Regions from separate parts of the Mus musculus genome. Here region 1 is linked to region 2. A link is a contact called in ENCODE Hi-C or POLR2A ChIA-PET data. All regions are on one chromosome and are shown on one strand. Each heading gives the region's core, a stretch centred on a gene start or an enhancer-like site at or near the end of the contact. The rest is flanking DNA. Distances are from core to core; before and after follow the strand shown. Region 1 holds the start of Ppm1m (protein phosphatase 1M). Region 2 holds the start of Rbm15b (RNA binding motif protein 15B).

The links. A loop is a pair of places that touch in the nucleus more often than their neighbours do. ChIA-PET counts read pairs that join two places held with the same protein, here RNA polymerase II (POLR2A).
Region 1: a loop to region 2 is called in a map of regulatory T cell, with 3 times the contacts of the local background. The contact joins the promoter of Ppm1m here to the promoter of Rbm15b in region 2. A Hi-C loop is called at or near these places in 1 of 37 maps with a recorded cell type or tissue (regulatory T cell). POLR2A ChIA-PET finds 5 or more read pairs at or near these places in 1 of 5 experiments (embryonic stem cell).

What each region holds. Positions count from the first base shown.
Region 1 is chr9:106,195,020-106,201,028 of GRCm38, reverse strand. Ppm1m (protein phosphatase 1M) reads left to right here and starts at 1,796. Exons shown (of 10, transcript NM_026447.4): 1 at 1,796-2,059; 2 at 2,805-2,928; 3 at 3,033-3,287; 4 at 3,690-3,802; 5 at 4,141-4,225; 6 at 4,318-4,436; 7 at 4,598-4,661; 8 at 4,872-4,979; 9 at 5,091-5,242; 10 at 5,559-6,009. The coding sequence starts at 1,836. The coding sequence ends at 5,703.
Region 2 is chr9:106,883,681-106,889,251 of GRCm38, reverse strand. Rbm15b (RNA binding motif protein 15B) reads left to right here and starts at 2,177. Exons shown (of 1, transcript NM_175402.5): 1 at 2,177-5,571. The coding sequence starts at 2,285. The coding sequence ends at 4,948. Manf (mesencephalic astrocyte-derived neurotrophic factor) reads left to right here. Exons shown (of 4, transcript NM_029103.4): 4 at 27-499. The coding sequence ends at 211.

The sequences.
Region 1 (6,009 bases), core at 547-3,046, 690 kb after region 2:
CAGGCCACCCACAAAGATGGATGCTGTCCCACAAGTCGATGAGGAGCTGCTTGCCTGGTCCGTACTCATTAAATACATGAAAACTGAGCTGTATCTGGAATCTTACTTACTGTAGGCAAACATTTTAAAACTTTGACAAGAATTGTGATTGTCAAGGCTGGGTAAATAGGCAATGCAAGCTTATGTAAAACAGTGTGGTGATGGTCTTGATTGTAAAATTAATTATCCAGGTGTGGAACCTTTGAGCTTGTCTGTGAGGGCATTTCCCCAAAAAGTTTAAGAAGGAGGGAAGACCAGGCCTGAATGTGAGCAGCACCCGCTGTGGGCTGGGGTCTGAACACACCTCTTCCTGGTGGCAGACTCTCATGACCAGCTGCCTAGCATCCCCGATTCTCTTGCTGCTGCTGTGATGGAGGAAGCTACTCCTTCTGTAGTTGCTTTTTGCAGATACTTTGTTATAGCAAGAACTAAAGTAACTAAGGAAGATTTATCATATGTATCCTTCTCCTCCTTAGTTGGAAGCAGGGGTTGGGAGTGGGGAGTGTCTCAGACCTTGTCCCCATTCACAGCTGGGCCAGGCACTATCAGAACTACTATTACATCCGGGCTCAGCAGTCCCTCTGTTAACACTGTCCTCCTACTCCCAGTGTGTGGCTGTTACTGGGTGGGCTCAGTAGGGTAGCCCCTACCCCAGTTACTGGGGTGCAGCTGTTTCCCAAGAGCCTTCCTCTTTGGGCAGGAGGAACTGCTGGCAAAACAGGGCTAACTGACTAAAGGAAGAGAGGCCTAGTGAGTACTAGGCTGGGCTTAGGAGCAGAGTCAACGGTAGGGAACCCCTCATCCATCCATCCTTAGGCCTTAGAGACTTTAAATTGGTTTCCTGGAGGAAAAAAGAGGAAGCGAAATGGCTTGAGGGGTGGTCTGACTCAACTACACTGTCATACTGGGAACCCTGGGCGTCTAACACTTCCCCTCTGTGGGTCTGAGTCCTCCCTTATGAAGTGGAAATTGAGGCCTTGCAGAGGGGCACCTAGACTTAGGCGACAGAAAGTGACAGGCGCTCTCCCCCAATAGTTATAGCTATCTAGGGGTAAAGGGACATCCTGAGCCAGAGCGATGACATGGTGAGCGCCTTCTCAAAACAAAAGAGGTTGGTGAAAATTTCCACTTCCCTCAGTCCAAGGCTGCACCTTAGACCAGCAGGAGAAAGGAGCTACACTCCCTCTTAAATTCCCATAGGTTCCTCTTGTCCGTCACTCACACTCCAGGGAGGCACTTGCGCAGGCGAGAAGCCATCTTAACTGTAGGGGCAGACATTTGGGAGCGGGCTTCTGAAGATGAGGTCGAGGGTGAATAGAACTCTGGAGCACTCTGAGCCCGCTCTTACACCTCCAAGGACATACTGTCCCCGTCCTCCCCTTGCGGAAGACCGTCGCTAGCAGGGCAAGGCTCTGTTGTAAGCGCCTGCCCAGCACCCATCCTGGATGACTCTCCACGGTTCCTAGAGTAGAGGGGAAGGGCTTCCACTCTCAGAGGATCGAGTCCCACAGGTGCGGGTGAGCCTTTGTGCCTTTTCAGTGGTACTCTGACGCAAGCAGGCGTCTTCACTTCGCTAGGCCTCGGTTATCCTGCCTGTAAAGTGGGATATGTGACCACATCTCCTTCTTACAGAAGGCCAAAGAAACTGGCCGCACACACAGGGGCCGATGGGCGGGATGGGGCGTGGCCTCTTTCACCCCCAGGCCCCACCCCCAGGCTCGCTTCCTCCCAGTGGCGGGCGGGCGGGCGGGACCCTGGTGTCCCGCCGTGCGCGGGCAGCCCCCGGCCGCCACGCAATGTCCGCCGGCTGGTTCCGGCGCCGCTTCCTACCCGGGGGTCCACTTCCAGAGCCGCGGCCAGCCGGGCCGCGCTCCAGCCCGGTGCCCTATCACCGGCCCCGCTTTCTACGCGGCTCCGGCTCCAGCCCGGGCGCCACTGACGCCTCGCGCCGCCCCGATGCCCGGCCGGTGCGCAGCCCAGCACGGGGCCGCACACTGCCTTGGAACGCAGGCTACGCAGAGTGAGTGTCCCTGCCCCCCCCCCCCCCCCCGCGTTCCCTCCAGACCCTCTGCCTGATCCCGTCTGGTTCTGTGCTGACCTGGAAAACCGACGGGGTGTGCACATCCCCGCTAACCTTCTTCTTGTCTTCAACCTTGACAGCATTTCTCCTTTTTCTCACTTTGGCATTTTCTTTTGAGAAGGTTGGAGGTCCCCGGGAGGGCTCGCACCCGGCTGGACCCTCCTTTCTTCTGGCCTCTGCAGATGTATGTCCCACCTCGCACCTCACTTAGGGTTTGGCCTATGCTCTGTGGGATAAGGTAGGGACTGAGGTGGGACTTCCCAAACCCTGGGCCAGTACAGTGACTCTAAAAGGGGCAAGCCAGCGAACAGTTAGAAAACTTGCAGAACAAGCATGAGGCTCTGGAGTTGGGATCCCCAGCAACCTTGTTAAAAAGCTGGGAGTGCCAGTCGGGGCCTGAAATCCTAGCACTCCGGAGGCAGATGCAGGAAGACTCCCGGACTTGTTGGCCAGAAATTCTAGCTGAATCAATGAGCCCTGATTTAGTAAGAGACCAACCTGTCTCAAAAACTAAGGAGGAGGGCAAGCCACTTCTGGCCTTTGTACACACACACACACACACACACACACACACAAAGTTGTCCAAGTGTGTCAGGGCGCAGCACCAAGAAGCAGTTGTCCCAAGTGGAGTCTCTGTGCCCACAATGACATAGATGAGACATCATGGTTGATTTCGTGGCCTTAGGGTTATCAATGCAGAAAAATCTGAATTCAACGAAGACCAGGCTGCTTGCGGGAAGCTATGCATCCGGCGATGTGAGTTTGGGATCGAAGAACATCAAGAGTGGCTGACGGTGTGCCCAGAGGAGGTGAGCACTGCCTTGTCTTACTGTCTCATGTCCTAGTTCGGGCTGGGCCAGGGGGACATCTGGGGAAGCTTGGTGGTGCCTGACACAGAGCTCTTCCTATGCAGTTCCTGACGGGTCACTACTGGGCACTGTTTGATGGGCATGGTGGCCCTGCTGCAGCTATCTTGGCTGCCAACACCCTGCACTCTTGCCTTCGCCGGCAGCTGGAGGCTGTGGTTGAAGGCATGATAGCCCCTCAGCCCCCCATGCACCTCAGTGGCCGCTGTGTCTGCCCCAGTGACCCCCAGTTCGTGGAGGAAAAGGGGATCCAGGCAGAAGACTTGGTGATCGGGGCTCTGGAGAACGCCTTCCAGGAATGTGTGAGTGGGGCCTATGGGGAGAAGGGACATGTCCCCCCAGGGACTTAAAGAAGTCCAGGTATAAGGGCACACCATAGTCACCATTCCTTGGACTGTGGAGAAGTTGCTGATTCCTTCCTTCCTGGTAACAGCCCCATGGTCTTCAGCTTACCCCTCCCATGTATCTAGTTCCTGCTGTGTGCTAACTGCTCACCTGTACATGCCATTGGCCCTCAGTGCAGGCAGTGGTTTCTCTTCCTGTTTTGAATTACACTTCCCTTGTGCAATTCTCTTTACGAGGTATTCAAGAGTTAATAGCCAAGCTTTTTGAGCTGAGATGCTATAGGCCTGCTTGTGGGAATGCCATTGTAAGGGGACTGGAAGTGGTGGCGTGGTAGCTCTACCAACCTTGGTTTGCTCCAGGATGATGTGATTGGGAGAGAGCTGGAGGCCTCAGGACAGGTGGGTGGCTGTACAGCCCTGGTGGCGGTGTTCCTGCAAGGGAAGCTGTATGTGGCCAATGCTGGGGACAGCAGGTGAGTGGACCATTGGAGGGCAGGCAGGGCTGTGGGCAGGAGGGTACCAGGGGGAGTTGAGACAATAAAAGGAGGGTTAGAAATGAGGAGGACTGGCTGGCCAAGATGGATTTGTACTTGGCATAAGCCAACAGTAAGGGTGCCATCTTTAGCAGGGGCCATCGGTGCAATGCTAAAGAGCTGTTCTTAAGACTCTATAGGTCTTAAAAGTCCTGAAAGGATTTGAATCAGGGATCACAGTGACTAGAATTGGCCTCTGGTTGGAGAAAGAGAAAGGTGACCATGGGTGAGTATGGCAGTTCCTTCATAAAGCTCTTCTCTCCCTCTAATCTATTTAGGGCCATCTTGGTGCGGAGACATGAGATACGGCAGCTGAGTTCTGAGTTCACCCCAGAAACAGAGCGGCAGCGGATCCAGCAGCTGGTAGTACCCTTGGCGGGGGGACCCCGTCGGGGTAGAAGACCATATAGGGCCCTGGGAAGGAGCCTGATCTGAAAGTGGCCTCCCCCACCTAGGCCTTTACCTACCCTGAGCTTCTGGCTGGAGAGTTCACCCGACTGGAGTTCCCACGGCGGCTAAAGGGGGATGACTTAGGGCAGAAGGTTTTGTTCAGGGATCATCACATGAGAGGCTGGTGAGCCGGTGGGATAGGGGCATGAGGTGGGGAAAAGGTCCAGGGTTCCGGCTCCCCTGTGTGGCCTGAGGCAGGGAGGGCACGTCAAAGCTTGGTCTTTAGGATGGGAGACGTTTCAGTAGTGTGTAGGTCTTTGGCTGATTCTAGGTCTGCTCCTGCAGGAGCTACAAACGGGTGGAAAAGTCTGATCTCAAGTATCCACTGATTCATGGACAGGGTAGGCAGGTCAGTGCATCCCCCCCAACCTCCCAAGAACCCCTCTTTAGTTGCTCCTAGAAGGTGGGGTCGTCTTTGTCCCTTGCTAGTGACTGTGACTAGTATTCTGGGGTCCATCCCTTCATGATGTTTCTCTCCTAGAAGCCATTGCTCATTCTCCCCCTTCGTGCTCAGCTGTGAACATGGGATAAGCTGTCATCTCATCCCTCCTTCCCCCAGGCGCGGTTACTGGGAACACTGGCTGTCTCTAGAGGGCTGGGCGACCATCAGCTTAGAGTCCTGGACACCGACATCCAGCTGAAGCCCTTCCTACTCTCCATCCCTCAGGTGACGGAGTAGTGTCGCCCACCCCAGCTTCCATCTGCCCAGAAAGGCAGAGAATGAACCTGGCAGGCGCTGGGAAGGGAACACTGGAGGATTCTTAGGCTTAACTTGCAGGTGACTGTGCTGGATGTCCACCAGCTGGCAGTGCAGGAGGAGGATGTGGTTGTCATGGCAACTGATGGGCTCTGGGATGTCCTGTCCAATGAGCAGGTGGCACTGCTTGTGCGGAGCTTCCTCACCGGGAACCAAAAGGATGACCCACACAGGTACTGTAGCTTGAGGGAGACCAACCTAACAATAGCACCAAGCAGCTACAGCTATGAAGACTACTAACTCAGGGCGGGCGGTCTGATCAGGGCTCTCTTGAGCTTCCCAAGGGAGAGGGGATATGAGCGGAAAAAACCCAAGTCTGGTTGCTAATCTAGTTTATGGCCCTTTCAGGCCATTGTTTGTTGCTTGTCCCACAGTTTCACAACATTTAGGGGGCCTCCCAGGTGTCCTGCCCTTTGCACTGTGTGTTGGAGGGCTAGCCTTGGTCTTCTGCTCTATATTCAAAGTACATCTGCAGGGTGGTCTTTACAGGTTCTCAGAGTTGGCCAAAATGCTGATACACAACACTCAAGGAAAGGACAATGGTGCCACCGGAGAGGGGCAGGTATCCTACGACGATGTCTCCGTGTTTGTGATTCCTTTGCACAGCCAGGCCCAAGAAGGCAGTGGCCACTGAGGGCTCACATACTGCGTTCTAGAACTTCCTCAGGACCAGTGCAGACTCAGCATATGTCCACTGTGGCCAAGGCAGGCCCCTGCCTGGCCTGTTCAAAGCCACAGCCCAATGCTTACCAGGTCCCACCTTCTGCAATGGTAACATTCCCCTGGCAGAGGTACTTGATAGCACATGGCATCTGTGTTAGCGCCTCTGCAGGATAAATGGTTAAGGGCACTATGAAGTCTCGGGGAGCAGGAACTCTGGGTCCAACTCGTGAAATCTCAAGTTATTATTCATTTAACCATCCATCCACACAAGGTACCT
Region 2 (5,571 bases), core at 928-3,427:
CATTTACTCTCCTGCTCTCCCTGCAGACAAGCAGATTGACCTGAGCACAGTGGACCTGAAGAAGCTCCGGGTGAAAGAGCTGAAGAAGATCCTGGACGACTGGGGGGAGATGTGCAAAGGCTGTGCAGAAAAGTCTGACTATATCCGGAAGATAAATGAACTGATGCCTAAATACGCCCCCAAGGCAGCCAGCGCACGGACTGATCTGTAGTCTGCCCAATTCCTGCTGCACCTGAAGGGGAAAAAGCAGTTTATCTGTCTCTTCCCCAAATAACCATTTTGTAATTTATTTTTTAAGCGGGCTCCTGACAATGAGATGTGAACCTAGAGCTTTCCTAGTGATGCTGGCTCTGCAGTTCCCTCTTGCCCATCCCCGAGTGGGGACAATTTCCCCATCCCCAAGTGGGGACAATTTACTTCCTTCTTTGCTGGTTTACTCTAGGACTTCAAAGTTTGTCTGGGATTTTTTTATTAAAAAAAATTGTCTTTGGAGAGTTGAGCTGGCACAGTATTCTGTCCTATAGATTACTGGTTTATCTTTCCAGTCTGAAAAGATCCCTCAGCCTGCCAGTGCTGAGGGCCTGAAACTCCCATAACAGGACTTAAGAGCTTGGGCAGCCAATGTCTTGTGGGTTTGGGCTTCTGGGTGTCTGATACTTCAGCCTGGTGAGGTTAGACTTGACCCCTGACCCCCACCCCCATCCAGTCCAGTAGCAGGGGCTGAAGGTTCTTGAGCTGCTGTTAAGTCTAAAGGACATTTACATTTGGCTCAGCCTATGCAGAAGGAGAACTGTGAGCTGAGTACAGGTGGTCAGACCATAGCGTATCTTTACCCCGCCTGGTACTTAAACTATTCATTCATCGGGGTTCCAGTCTAGCATCAGAACAAGGACCCTTGCTTACCTATATTTTTGGCAAAGTTGGCAGGAATCGGTTTACAAAGAAGCAGTGTGAGCTGGTTGTAGTGGAAGGCCTGAGGGAGTTGTGTGCACTGTGGTTTTCAGTTGCTCCCTTTGCTGGCACTTGTGAACTGTGCCTCAGTGGGGAAACTTTGCTCCTGCTGCCTCCAGAGATAATGAGAAAGGAGCAACTGCTAAGAAGTTATGTTTTCCAAAAGGCTCGTCTTAGCTATCTTCTTGTGTGGTCCCCAAATTCACTTTGCATTCGCAGGGCCTTACATGAAGCCCTCTGCTGTTTCTTCCAAGTTCCTCCTGCACTTTCTCCTCCTGCTGGTTGCTTTCTGCTTATGGGAGGAGGGAAGAGCTGGGTGCGTTCTTCGACATCCTACAGATGCATCAATGATCCAGCAACCGTCTGTGGAGAGCATAAGCCCTAGGGGCCTTTGAGTACTCTTGCCGGTACTTCACCTCATCTCCTGGATGTGGTCAGAACACTGGCCAGCAGTCTGTCAACTTGGCAAGAAGTGATAATGGCATTACCTGCTCTTTACCCTTGGCTCAGCAGCCCCACCTTCCCAGCCTCCTGTCCGCCCAGACACCTACAGCAGAAATTTGGACCCAGTGGCACCAAGATGCCTGTCTGTAGGTTGCAAACGCATTCTAGTTTCTGTACCTGGACCCCGGGGAGGTCTCACCTGTGTCTATCAGGACAGTGCCTGAAGAATTCGAATGCATAAGATGCCTGGATGTGGGTCCTAGGCAGGGTGTAGGCATCCTTGTGTGTCTATTTTCAAGGGGGCCAACTCTGGTCCTAATCAGAAAACTCCATGGAAGGAAATAGAGTTTCTTCAATCTAGTGGCAGGTTGGAGTGGGACGCGCAACACTTGGCTTCGGGCCAAGCGGCCACACCTGCTCCGGTGGGCGTGGCCCCGAGGCGGAAAAAGATAGGCGGACCCGGAGTAGCAAGCAAGCCCTGGAGCACAAAGCGAAAGCGCAGCCGCGGCCTGCCGAGCTCGAGAGGGAATCTGCGCGCGACCCAGGAGCCGGGTGCCTGGGCTCCGGCAGCCACGCGGCGGCGCCAAAGCTCGCAAGACAGGCCGCTTCCTCTGGTTGCCAAGATGTCACGTGGTGCGGGGCCACGGAGCTCCGTGATAGGCAGCGAGCGAAACTCTCGGCCCGCCCACCGCGGTCACGTGTCGCGGCCGGCGCAGCTTGATAACGCAGCGCCGGGCCCCTCGGCGCCGCTCCCGCCCCGCCCCGCCGCCGCCGCCGCGCCGAGTCCTTTTGTCCAAGATGGCGGCGCCGGGGGCGCTGCCTCCTGGGCCGCCGCCGCCGCCGCTCTGAGGGACCCGCGGGCCGCCCGCCCGCCCGCCGAACCGGCGCGATGAAGCGGCAGAGCGAGCGAGACTCCAGCCCGAGCGGGCGTGGCTCGTCATCGTCCGCCAAGCGGCCGCGGGAGCGCGAACGAGAGGCAGAGGCGGGCGGGCGGCGGGCAGCGCACAAGGCCTCCGGCGGTACCAAGCACCCGGTCCCGGCGCGGGCTCGCGACAAGCCCCGCGGCAGCGGCGGAGGCGGCGGGCATCGCGACGGGCGCGCTGCCGGGGATGCGAATCACCGGGCGAGCGGCGGGCGCTCCTCGGGCGCGCCCGGAGGCGGGGGACGCACCGGCAAGGCCTCCGGGGACCCGGGTGCTGGCGGCGCGTCGCCCCGCGCATCTCCACTCCCGCCGCCCCCGCCGCCCCCCGGGGCGGAACCCGCGGGTCCGGGCTCCACCGCGGCTCCGGAGTACAAGACGCTCCTCATCAGCAGCCTGAGCCCCGCGCTGCCGGCCGAGCACTTGGAGGACCGGCTCTTCCACCAGTTCAAGCGGTTCGGGGAGATCAGCCTGCGCCTGTCACACACCCCGGAGCTGGGCCGCGTGGCCTACGTGAACTTCCGGCACCCACAGGACGCGCGGGAGGCTCGCCAGCACGCCTTGGCCCGGCAGCTGCTGCTCTACGATCGCCCGCTCAAGGTGGAGCCGGTGTACCTGCGCGGCGGCGGGAGCAGCCGGCGCAGTAGCAGCAGCAGCGCCGCCGCCTCCACGCCGCCCCCCGGGCCTCCCGCGCCCGCCGACCCCCTGGGCTATCTGCCCCTGCACGGTGGCTACCAGTACAAGCAGCGCTCGCTGTCTCCGGTAGCCGCCCCGCCCCTGCGGGAGCCCCGCGCGCGGCACGCCGCCGCAGCCTTCGCCCTGGATGCTGCTGCCGCGGCGGCCGTGGGACTGTCTCGAGAGCGAGCCCTGGACTATTACGGGCTGTACGACGACCGCGGCCGCCCGTACGGCTACCAGGCCGTGTGCGAGGAGGACCTGATGCCGGAGGATGATCAGAGAGCCACTCGAAACCTCTTCATCGGCAACCTGGACCACAGTGTTTCTGAGGTGGAGCTTCGACGGGCCTTCGAGAAGTACGGCATCATCGAGGAGGTGGTCATCAAGAGGCCTGCCCGCGGCCAGGGTGGTGCCTATGCCTTCCTCAAGTTTCAGAATCTGGACATGGCACACAGGGCGAAGGTGGCTATGTCTGGCCGGGTGATTGGCAGAAACCCCATAAAGATAGGCTACGGCAAGGCTAACCCCACCACCCGCCTCTGGGTGGGTGGTCTCGGACCTAACACCTCGCTGGCGGCCCTGGCCAGGGAATTCGATCGCTTCGGGAGCATTCGGACCATCGATCACGTCAAAGGAGACAGCTTTGCCTACATCCAGTACGAGAGCCTGGACGCAGCCCAGGCTGCCTGTGCTAAAATGAGGGGCTTCCCCTTGGGTGGTCCAGATCGCAGGCTCCGGGTGGATTTTGCCAAAGCCGAGGAGACTCGCTATCCCCAGCAGTACCAGCCCTCACCTCTCCCTGTGCACTATGAGCTGCTCACTGACGGATATACCCGGCATCGGAACTTGGATGCTGACCTTAGGGTGCGGGATAGGACCCCTCCACACCTTCTGTATTCAGACCGAGACCGGACCTTTTTGGAAGGGGACTGGACCAGCCTCAGTAAAAGTTCAGACCGCAGAAACAGCCTGGAGGGCTATAGCCGCTCAGTTCGCAGCCGGAGTGGTGAGCGCTGGGGGGGTGATGGGGACCGGAGCATAGCCAAGCCCTGGGAAGAGAGACGCAAGCGGAGGAGCCTCTCCAGTGACCGTGGGAGGACAACTCACTCCCCTTACGAGGAACGCAGCAGGACCAAGGGTGGGGGGCAGCAGTCTGAGCGAGGCTCAGATCGCACCCCTGAGCGTAGCCGCAAGGAGAACCACTCCAGTGAAGGGACCAAGGAGTCAGGCAGCAACTCCCTCAGCAACAGCAGACATGGTGCTGAGGAGAGGAGCCACCATCACCACCACCATGAGGCTCCAGACTCTTCCCATGGGAAAAAGACTAGAGAGAGTGAACGCAATCATCGGACCACTGAGGCAGAGCCCAAGACTCTTGAAGAGCCAAAACACGAGACCAAAAAGCTAAAGACTCTGTCAGAATATGCCCAGACACTGCAGCTGGGTTGGAATGGGCTTCTGGTGTTGAAAAACAGCTGCTTTCCGACATCTATGCACATCCTTGAGGGGGACCAGGGAGTTATCAGTGGCCTCCTCAAAGACCATCCTTCTGGCAGCAAGCTGACCCAGCTAAAGATTGCCCAGCGCCTTCGACTGGATCAGCCCAAGCTGGACGAGGTCACCCGGCGAATCAAGCAGGGGAGCCCTAATGGCTATGCTGTGCTCCTGGCCATCCAGTCAACCCCCAGCGGGCCTGGCGCCGAGGGCATGCCCGTGGTGGAGCCAGGCCTACAGAGGCGGCTTCTCAGGAACCTAGTCTCCTACTTGAAACAGAAGCAGGCTGCAGGGGTGATCAGCTTGCCGGTGGGTGGGTCTAAGGGCAGAGACAACACAGGCATGCTCTATGCCTTCCCGCCCTGCGACTTTTCACAGCAGTACCTCCAGTCAGCGCTGCGGACATTGGGCAAGTTAGAGGAAGAACACATGGTGATAGTTATAGTAAGGGACACCGCCTAGCCCGCACCTGTGCTTTCCAGCTGTGTTTGTGTCACAGAAGCAGTTATTTTAAAGATCTGCTCCTTCTCCACCTACCTTCTCCCTTGGTTTGAATTCTCTGCTGGGTTTTTGTGGTTCATTTGGTGGCATCCTGTCTACTGCTAAAACTAAGTTCTTAGATTTGGGGGGAATTTTTGTTTTTTTATAAGAAGAAACTTATGTTTCCCGTGTATGAGATTCTGTCTGCTGTATTCTGTATTTTTTTATATTTTATTTTATTTTTTTGACTAACTGTATGGAAAATTGTCAGTAAAGCCTTTGTCAGAGGATGAATTTTTAATCCCGCCAGAGTCCTGGTTTAATCAGGTTTTTTCGTAAAGAATGGAAGGCTTCACTCAGAGCATGCCGTATGTCATGTTTTTGTCACCACTGCTTCTAAAAGTTGTGCTGTGCTGGTCCTGCGCAGCTCTTTGTGCTATCGGGGCCCAGCTCACACTTGTCAAACTTAGCTGCTGGCCAGCAGGCTTACAAGGCATGGTCCCTGTTTATACTAGCCGAAAGCTGAGCCCGTTCAGAGGAAAGGCCTGGGCCTAAGACCTGTGCCAACAGCTACAGGTAGTTTTGTTGTTTTTCCCTGCCCTAAG